Regions from separate parts of the Homo sapiens genome. Here regions 2 and 3 are each linked to region 1. The links are chromatin contacts, found by Hi-C or POLR2A ChIA-PET in ENCODE. All regions are on one chromosome and are shown on one strand. The core of a region is the stretch at or near the end of the contact, and the rest is flanking DNA. Distances in the headings are between cores, read along the strand shown. Region 1 overlaps LOC105370062 (a long non-coding RNA gene). Region 2 holds the start of LINC02405 (long intergenic non-protein coding RNA 2405). Region 3 overlaps LINC02405 (long intergenic non-protein coding RNA 2405).

Region 1 (3,045 bases), core at 293-2,792:
ATTATGGAGTGGGGCAGAGAGAAAGTAGGAAGAAAACACATTAGATGCAGGTTTCTAACTGACCCACAGCCACAGATAAATGTATTTGTTAATATTTTGAAAGAGTTATACTTGCATGCACCTATCAGAAATAAGAATCTTTTTAATGGAAGCATTTAAAGTATAATACATTGTACATTTTTTTTTCCATTTGTCAATAAATTAAGATGGCTGAGCATGTGGGCTTGGACTGGGTCTCTCCCAGCCTCTGAGAGATGATGCCAAACCCCATCTCTGGATGTCTCTCCCCTTCCTTCTTCCACCCTATCCCACATTGGGCTGCATAATTCAACAGGGGCCTCCACTGACATTATCTCACAACAGAGTTATTGCAAGACCACTCATTTATTATAGGGCAACTCTTTGCTGCCTGTCACTTCCCTTAGGTTTCAACGTCAGTCAATGCAGGCACCATACCTGCTTTCCTGAGTGCCTCCTGCTATGTAGCAAGGGTCTAACCCTCACCATATATTTGAAAGTAAATTTGTGAGGTCAAACATAATTACATTTGCCTGGCATGGTGGCTCACACCTGTAATCCCAGCCCTTTGGGAGGCCGAGCCAGGCGGATCACTTGAGGTCAGGAGTTCAAGACCAGCCTGGCCAACGTGGTGAAACCCCATCTCTACTAAAAATACAAAAAATTAGTCAGGCATGGTGGCGGGTGCCTGTAATCCCAGCTACTTGGGAGGCTGAGGCAGGAGAATCGCTTGAATCCAGGAGGCTGAGGTTGCAGTGAGCTGAGACTGTGCCACTGCACTCCTGCCTAGATAACAGAGTGAGATCCTGTCTCAAACCAAACAAACAACAAACAAAATTCTCCAGGTGTGGTGGTGGGTGCCTGTAGTCCCAGCTCTTCAGGAGGCTGAGGTGAGTGGATTGCTTGAGCCGGGAGAAGGAGTTTACAGTGAGCCTAGATCACACCGCTGCACTCCAGCCTGGGTGACAGAGGGAGACTCCGTCTCAAAAAACAAAACCAAACAAAAAAAGATAATTGGAAGCTTTGACATGGTTGTATCTTAGAATATGTGCAAATAAAAATGCAAATAAAAAATGTGTACCAACTCACTGAGGCATTTTGTTGAGGTGATGTATCATTTTCCTCATTGCCAGCAGGTGACACAAGAAGAGTTTAAAACAACAGCGGCTTTTAATTGCTTACAGAGCTTTCTCAATTAAAAGTCTAGTGTTGTGACTGCTTAAAAAATCAGATCCCATTGGCTGAGGAGCCAATGGGGCGAAGCTACCATCTGTGGGATTATGACTGAACGCCTCTTAAGTCAGAATCCCGCCCAGGCGGAACGATACGGCAGCCCCGCGGCGCCTCGGTTGGCCTCGGTCGGCCTCGGATGGCCTCGGTCGGCCTCGGTCGGCCTCGGTCGGCCTCGGTCGGCCTCGGATGGCCTCGGTCGGCCTCGGTCGGCCTCGGTCGGCCTCGGATGGCCTCGGTTGGCCTCGGTCGGCTCGGTTGGCCTCGGATGGCCTCGGATACCTCGGATAGCCGGTCCCCGCCGGCGGGCCGCCCCGCCCCGCGCTGGGACCAGGGTCCGGTGCGGAGTGCCCTTTGTCCTGGGAAACGGGGCGCGGCCGGAAAGGCGGCCGCCCTCTCGCCCGTCACGCAACGCACGTTCGTGGGGAACCTGGCGCTAAACCATTCGTAGACGACTTGCTTCTGGGTCGGGGTTTCGTACGTAGCAGAGCAGCTCCCTCGCTGCGATCTATTGAAAGTCAGATCTCCACACAAGGGTTTGTAAAAAAATAATAATAATAATAAAAATAAAAAATAAAAAATAAAAAAACCATCAGATCCCCATGGCTGACAGATGCTTTAAAGGTAGTGACCCCATCCCTCCAGGCTCAGCTGCTTCCTCCACTTTCTCCTCCTCCAGGAAGCCTTCCCTGACCACAGCAGACCATGATGGTCTTTCCCTTCTCTCACTTCCACGCTCTGACCCCACAGTTGGGGTAAGCACCAGTTTATCCCAAAGCTAAGGAGCTCCGGGGCCTCTACGGAAAATAGAAAAGTTTCTTAACGTTACCCTAATAAGTTGTAACAAATGTAGTGGCTAAAAACAATATAAATTTATTATATGACAGTTCTTTTTTTTTTTTCTTGATATAGAGTCTCACTCTGTTACCCAAACTGGAGTGCAATGGCACGATCTCGGTTCACTGAAACCTCCGCCTCCCAGATTCAAGCAATTCTCCCACCTCAGCCTCCCGAGTAGCTGGGATTACAGACACCTGCCATCATACCTGGCTAATTTTTGTATTTTTGTAGAGACGGGGTTTCACCATGTTGGCCAGGCTGGTCTTGAACTCCTGACCTCAAGTGATCTGTCCGCCTTGGCCTCTCAAAGTGCTGGGATTACAGGTGTGAGCCATCGCGCCTGGCCAATATTACAGTTCTGAAAGTCAAAATGGTAACATGGTAATCTAGTAAGCTCAAAACGTTACTCGTGTTGGCTATGTTTTGTGTGTTACAAAGCATTGCCAGTATCTTTTTTTTTTAATCCTCAGATGGTCACTTCTTTATCCAGAGGGATGGCCTGTATAAAGGGATGGTCAGATCCCTGTATCTTTTTTGACTAAATTGCATTAATAGTTGACAATGTCCTTGCTTTCAATCATAACAAGATATACAGGTTCATTTTGTACCTTTTCAGACCAATATTTGGAATCAGCCATTTCCTTTTGGGGCTCTGGTTCTCTTTACTGGTCAATAGCATTTAGAGATCACAGTCTGGGTCCTGGGAGTAGCCATCTCTTCCTTAGTGCACCAATGTCTTGATTACTATCAATTAATAGTAAGTCTTAAAATTGGGTATGGCTTCTTCCAACTACTTTTTTGATTTTCGACATTGTTTTGGTCTTCTAATTCATTTTGTTTTCCATATATATTATAGAATTAGCATATCTATAACTATAAAAATCCTGGTGGGATTTTAAGTAGTATTGCATTAAATTTAAAGATCCATTTGGGGAAAAGTAACATCTTTACTATGTT
Region 2 (3,119 bases), core at 16-2,515, 110 kb after region 1:
CTCCTTTTCCCCACTTACCCATTGGCTAGTAAAACCCAATGATTTGTAGCACCATGCATTTTTCCCTTCCTAGTGGCCTAGGAAAGATGCTCAACAATTTTCATTATATTTGAATGTTGATGTCAACTTGTCCCTAGGAATGAAGGGCCTTCAAGCAGTTAGGCAAAATACTGTCGCACAAGATTCTGTCCTGCTTCTGGGTTGCAGGAACCACCTGAATTGCCATCTAACCCCTGGGGCAAGTCCAACAAGGAACTGGCTACCTGAAGGAGGTGCCCCAGGCAAAACACAGATGAGGATAACAAAGTTCCACGGGGAGGAACCTACCTGGAGAACAACGAGAAGAGTCCTGCTTCAGCTGTGCCAAAGAATGGGTTCTTTTTCTTATGGCAGCCACATGCAGCCACAGCGGTGGTGTTGAAATGGGAAAGGTTCCCCCGTCCCCCTTGCAGGGCGTGCGATGGGGTGTGCTCGCCTCTTCAGTGCCCCGTTGGTCATACCTCTAGTGGGGCATAGAGATGGGCAGGTTGTGGGGCTCCAACCCCATGGCAGTGTCTAAGGGTGGATGTTTACAGCTGAAGCCCCAGAGGGCGTGTGTTCCAGGGTGCGCTCTTAGTTCACGGTCTATAGCTCAGTTAGACCCTCTACCTTGTCATAAGGCCAGAGGGCTTTCTGTATCCCGGGTTCTTGCCTTGGTGTACCGGAAGAATCGGATCACACGTGGGCTTGGAGAATGACTGCAAAATCGTATTGAGTGGAAGTAACTCTCCACCGACAGGAGAGTCAGAAAGGAGATGGTTTTCCCCCGGAGTTGGGCAGCTCCAGAAGGGAGATGGCTTTCCCCTGGAGTTGGGCCGCTGGGTGCCCGGGCTGTCCTCCTACTGCCCAGGACAAACTCCACCTCGTCCCACCGGTCGATGGCCTGCCGGGGAGCCCGCGGGCGAGCCGGCGTCTGTAGGTGTGTTCTTCTGCTGACATGCTCTCCGTGACCAGCCGCTTCTGTCTTCTTCCACTGATGCGTTCCTCTCGCCCTCCAGCAGCTTCTGTCTCTGCCTTGCTAGGGTCGTGGGTGTTTATAGGCCCAGGCTGGGGGCGTGGCGGGCCAGGGTGCTCTTGGAAAAGCAGGAGTGCCTGTCCTCGCCTAGGTCCCTGGGGCTAGAGGCCTAGTCACGGACTCTGCCCTTTCTACCCCGCGCTTTCCTTCCCGGCTTCCGTATCATTTAAAGGGACCGTGCTCTTCCTTTCCCAGCACTCCGGCTTGAGTGTTAAATGGCCAGCAGGAATTATCCACTAGAGAAGCGGAAGGGAGAGAATGGAAATGGCCGCATGCAGCTCCTCTCCCTCAGACAGCTCGGGGCTCAGCGGAATGAGCACAGTCTGCAGGACAAGTGCGGAGGACTTCAGTCCCCTCTACTGTATATTGGCTTTAGGACTCAAGTTGTCCCTGAAATAGAGGAAGGTGTTTTCTAGGGTAGTGGTAATTATCACAGTCAAAAAAGTAGGCGAGAGCACTTAGGAAAACTGTGCGGAGATCGGCTGCTGATGTGTAAATACTGCTGAAGCTGCTTATTCAAGGTAATCTGAATTTCCTTTTTTAAAAGTGGACTGAAACTCTGCTTTCTCATCAGAAGACTTTTTTTTTTTTTTTTTTTTAAGATTCTAACTCCTTTTGTCTGCTCTGTCACTTTTCTGAACTTTAAAATCTGTCAACTTTTAGGGAGGAAACAAAACCCGAAACATGAAATATTGGTGATTGTTAGTAACTCTTTCTGGGTTCATGGCAAAAAAAAAAAGGCAGTGGCTTTTTAATCTATGGATTTTATTAACCTTCCCTACATCAGTGCCCCAACAACTGCAATGACTGAAAAATATCTGTTCTGTTCTGAAATGGCAAGTCTACTTTGGAAATAGGTGGCATCCTCAGGACCTGGGGAAAATGTTTGAGACAGAGGATGGGCTGGCCTTATTATTATTTGTATCATTGTGAAAATGAGCTTCAATTTATATTTTACATTCACCCATTACTCTCATGGCCCAGATATGTATTTGTACTAACTCAGAGATGATAAAGAGGTAAGAGGTAGTTGGAATATGCTACTGGATTTATTAATTTCAACTTGAAGGCATATCCAAAAATTTCATTATCAGGAAATAGATGAAATAGCTAATAAGCATATGAATAACTATGAATTTTTTTTTAATTGTAATTCTCAGAAAACCAAAACTCCTACTGAACACAACTGGAAGTAAGATGGACAAAAATTAGTGAAATCAAAAAAACTAACATATAAAACAAACCCCCATGACACAAATTTACTTATAGAACAAACCTGCACATGTACCTGTGAACTTAAAAGCTAAATTTAAAAAAAGGCGGGGCAGGACTGGGCATGGTGGCTCATGCCTGTAATCCTAGCACTTTGGGAAGCTGAGGGGCAGGCAGATCACTTGAGGTCAGGAGTTCCACACCAGCCTGGCCAACATGGTGAAACCCCATCTCTACCAAAAATACGAAAATTAGCCAGGCGGGGTGGCAGCGCATGCCTGTAGCCTCAGCTACTAAGGAGGCTGAGGCAGGAGAATCCTCTGAATGCTGGAGGCAGAGGTTGCAGTGAGCCGAGATCTTGCCACTGCACTCCAGCCTGGGAGACAGAGTGAGATCTTGTTTCCAAAAAACAAAAAGATAAAAACAAAACTAAAATATTTTATAAGTCCAAACGAGATCTAAGACATTAAGAAGAACTCCACGTCAGGCTCCAGAGGATTAAGGAGACCCTACTAGAGCATAACGGGTTGTTTTGCTTTATTTATTTATTTATTTATTTGAGATGGAGTCTTGCTCTGTTGCCCAGGCTGGAGTGCAGTGGTGCAATCTTGGCTCACTGCACCCTCCACCTCCCAGGTTCAAGCAATTCTCCTGCCTCAGCCTCCTGAGTAGCTGGAACTTTAGGCACCTGCCACCACACCCGGCTAATTTTTGTGTTTTTAGTAGAGAAGGAGTTTCGCCATGTTGGCCAGGCTGGTCTCGAACTCCTAAGTTCAACTGATCCGCCCTCCTCGGCCTCCCAAAGTGTTGGGATTACAGGCATGAGCCACTGCGCCTGGCCAATCATCGCAGA
Region 3 (2,878 bases), core at 74-2,573, 120 kb after region 1:
CACAATACTCTCCTCTCCCTACCTCTCAGGATGGCCTTCATAGGATCTTTCTCCAACTGAGGCATTTTCTTGTTTTTCTTCAGCAAGGCTAAGCCCCGCAGTGAACATGTCTGATTGGTTTCTTGTCTTTTTCCCTGCAGAATGCAGTCATGAGGTCCTCAAGGGTCCACACCTGGCATGTCCCAGGTGCATCCCATGGGTTGACTTTTCCGCCTGGATCTGCACGTGCCCCAACCTAGGCCTTCATTTAAGACCAACTTGGCCATCCTCTGTCAAACAACAGAGCCTAGCTGGAGTCTCCTAGAATGAGTCATGTTGTGAACCTGGAATACCTGATGTTCCAACCTTTTACCTGAAGATCCAGGCTGAGTTGTGACCCCTCTCTAAGCAGAAGCTTCACCAGGTGCATCAGGCCTGTTAGAGGGGGTCCCCAGAGTGTTTTCCCAGGATGGCAGTGTGTTAGAGGGCTCAAGAGCTCTGGGGGCTATAGAGTCTAAAATGCAGGGCCCGAAGGATTGTGGTTGTAATTATGGGATCCTATTGCCCTATGGAGATATAATTGCATCTTGAAATTATGAAGTATCTCAAAAAAAGTATCAGTTTTCATTTCTGTAACTATAACTGTCTTTCAGGTGGAGCACTTGCTTTCAACCCTCCGTTTATACAATATTATCCATCTTCCATTCATCCTTGTGCACGTCTCACACATACTGCTACAATATTCAGCCTGTGTTGTGAGTGCTGGAGAGAGACGGGGAGAAGCAAATATAACAGATTGGAATGTTTGCCCGTTAGGGGCTACATCACCCAGCACAGGCCAGGTCAGAGCAGACAGTCAATAAATATTTTTAAAATTAATAAACGAGCATGATCACTGTGGCCAATTAAAGATCTAGTAGCATAAGGAAAGAGTGTGGTAGGGGTGTTGGAAGAGAGTAGGGTTGACTAAGCAAATAAACAGGGAAATCAAGTGTGAACAGAGTGTGAAACTGCAAGGAAATAGATATCTTGTTATTCAGAAAGTTGGAAGCTCATAGCCTGATATGTAGAAAGGGCTGCATGTGTGAGCCAGAGTGAGAAGAGTGTGTTGTGGTCCATGCTGCATGGAAGTGTCAAGTGAATGATATTGACAGGTCTCAACCTAATAACTAAGAAAATAAATAGAAACAAGAAAAGGAAACAGCCCAATTTCCCTGAGTTTCAGCTCAACATATAAAATACACAATCACACACATATATAAATACACCCATCTGCACACTTCCTCTTTTTGTGTGAGCAGCTGGAATTTACTGTAGGTGAAACAAATGTGAAGGAGGTTGCGAAACATACAGGATTCTCAGTTACTATTTGAGACTTCTCAATCTGAGTCAGTCTTATAAAATAGTAACTGATTATTTTTAGTTTAAAGGGTAGCCTCAGTTGGGCACTTCAGCCGGATTATCATTGACGCTGGCATACATTAGACTAGAGTACATGTTGAAGCATGTCTTAAAATCCACCTTGTGTCTGCTTAATTGCTGATATGGTTTGGATCTGTGTCCCCAGAAAATCTCATGTTGAATTGTCATCCCCAGTGTTGAGGTGGGGCCTGGTGGGAGGTGAATGGATCATGGGGGCAGAGTTCTTATGAATGGTTTAGCACCATCTACCTTGGTACTGTATAATGATAGAGTTCTCACAGTATCTGGTTGTTTAAAATTGTGTGGCACCTCCCCACTTTCTCTCTTCCTCCTGCCCCGGCCATGTAAGATGTGCCTGCTTCCCCTTCACCTTCCACCATGATTGGAAGCTTCTTGAGGCTTCCCCAGAACCCAGAAGCAGAAGCTAGTACACTTCCTGTAGGGCCCGTGGAAACAGGAGCCAATTAAACCTCTTTTTTTTTTTTTGAGAATAAGTCTTAAAAAGAAGCACTCAGGCTGGAGTGCAGTGGTACAATCTTGGCTCACTGCAACCTCCACCTCCCAGATTCAAGCGATTCTCCCGCCTCAGCCTCTCGAGTAGCTGGGATTACAGGCATGTGCCACCACACCCACCTAATTTTTGTATTTTTAGTAGAGATGGGTTTTCACCATGTTGGCCAGGCTAGCTTCGAACTCCTGACCTCAAGTGATCCGCCCACCTTGGCCTCCCAAAGTGTTGGGATGACAGGCGTGAGCCACCGTGCGTGGCCCCTCTTTTCTTTATAAATTACCAAGTTTCAGGTATTTCTTTACAGCAATGTGGGAACTGCCTGATACAGTCACTCACATTTGCCGAGTGCTTATTTTATGCCAGATATGATCCAGAGCACCGTGCGGTCATGAACGCACGAGGCTGTCACAGTGATCCTGTGGCATTGTACCCATTTCACGTAGAAGAAATGGAGGTTTAGTGAGAATAAGGGTATAAACATATAAGTAGATAGATATTAATAGATAGGTGGGTAGATACGATTTTTCTGAACAAACACGTTGAAAAATAGCATTAAAAATATTATCAGTCATGTTTTTTATTCCAAAGCTTCTAAGGGCCTTCAGCGTGCATTGCTACCTCTCAAGATCAATATATGCCACATAACCCACAATAAACTTAACCAGAGATGCCTTTCCTCCACTAGCATCTAGGAGCACTAGATTTTCTAGAAATACTTTGAGAATCACTGATGATGCAACAGATCTCAAAATGCCTTGAAATTTGAATTCAAAATAATGTTTAAATATAAAATGGACTTTTGTGCTTTATTTCCAACAAATAGAAAGGAAAACTTACTCATGAAATTTAGGCAGCCCATCACACAGAACTAGGTGTTTTGTAATTTTTTGACTCAAAATTGGTAAGCCAGCATTAGAAGGAGTGAGAGTATTGTCTATCTTAAGCTGTGTATAGGGATGATTGCAG

Evidence for each region. Hi-C counts contacts between places; a loop is a spot of excess contacts on that map. ChIA-PET counts read pairs that join two places held with the same protein, here RNA polymerase II (POLR2A). Pooled maps may share reads with other maps.
Region 2: a map of PC-3 shows a loop between it and region 1 (2.6-fold over the local background). The contact joins the promoter of LINC02405 here to the enhancer-like site in region 1. A Hi-C loop is called at or near these places in 3 of 168 maps with a recorded cell type or tissue (K562, PC-3 and endothelial cell of hepatic sinusoid) and 1 of 50 pooled maps. POLR2A ChIA-PET finds 5 or more read pairs at or near these places in 1 of 52 experiments (AG04450).
Region 3: a pooled map shows a loop between it and region 1 (11-fold over the local background). The contact joins two enhancer-like sites. A Hi-C loop is called at or near these places in 12 of 37 single-sample maps with no recorded cell type and 4 of 50 pooled maps. POLR2A ChIA-PET finds 5 or more read pairs at or near these places in 1 of 52 experiments (activated CD4-positive, alpha-beta T cell).

The regions. Positions count from the first base shown.
Region 1 is chr12:127,164,653-127,167,697 of GRCh38, reverse strand. All of the region lies in intron 1 of LOC105370062 (a long non-coding RNA gene), which reads left to right. Among named protein-coding and RNA genes, the nearest start is that of LINC02405, 110 kb to the right of the region's middle. Within about 2 kb of position 1,542, at least 26 of the 41 ENCODE cell types and tissues checked have a DNase peak (open chromatin) inside an H3K27ac peak, as active enhancers do; they include PC-3, where a contact is called at or near this core.
Region 2 is chr12:127,058,543-127,061,661 of GRCh38, reverse strand. It overlaps LINC02405 (long intergenic non-protein coding RNA 2405), which reads left to right and starts at 1,265. Exons shown (of 7, transcript NR_104646.1): 1 at 1,265-1,575. LOC107984449 reads right to left here and starts at 1,161. Exons shown (of 5, transcript XR_007063517.1): 1 at 328-1,161.
Region 3 is chr12:127,040,661-127,043,538 of GRCh38, reverse strand. The region is part of intron 1 of LINC02405 (long intergenic non-protein coding RNA 2405); the gene reads left to right. Among named protein-coding and RNA genes, the nearest start is that of LINC02405, 18 kb to the left of the region's middle. RefSeq lists a silencer at 1,188-1,388 and an enhancer at 1,372-1,501. Within about 2 kb of position 1,323, at least 2 of the 41 ENCODE cell types and tissues checked have a DNase peak (open chromatin) inside an H3K27ac peak, as active enhancers do.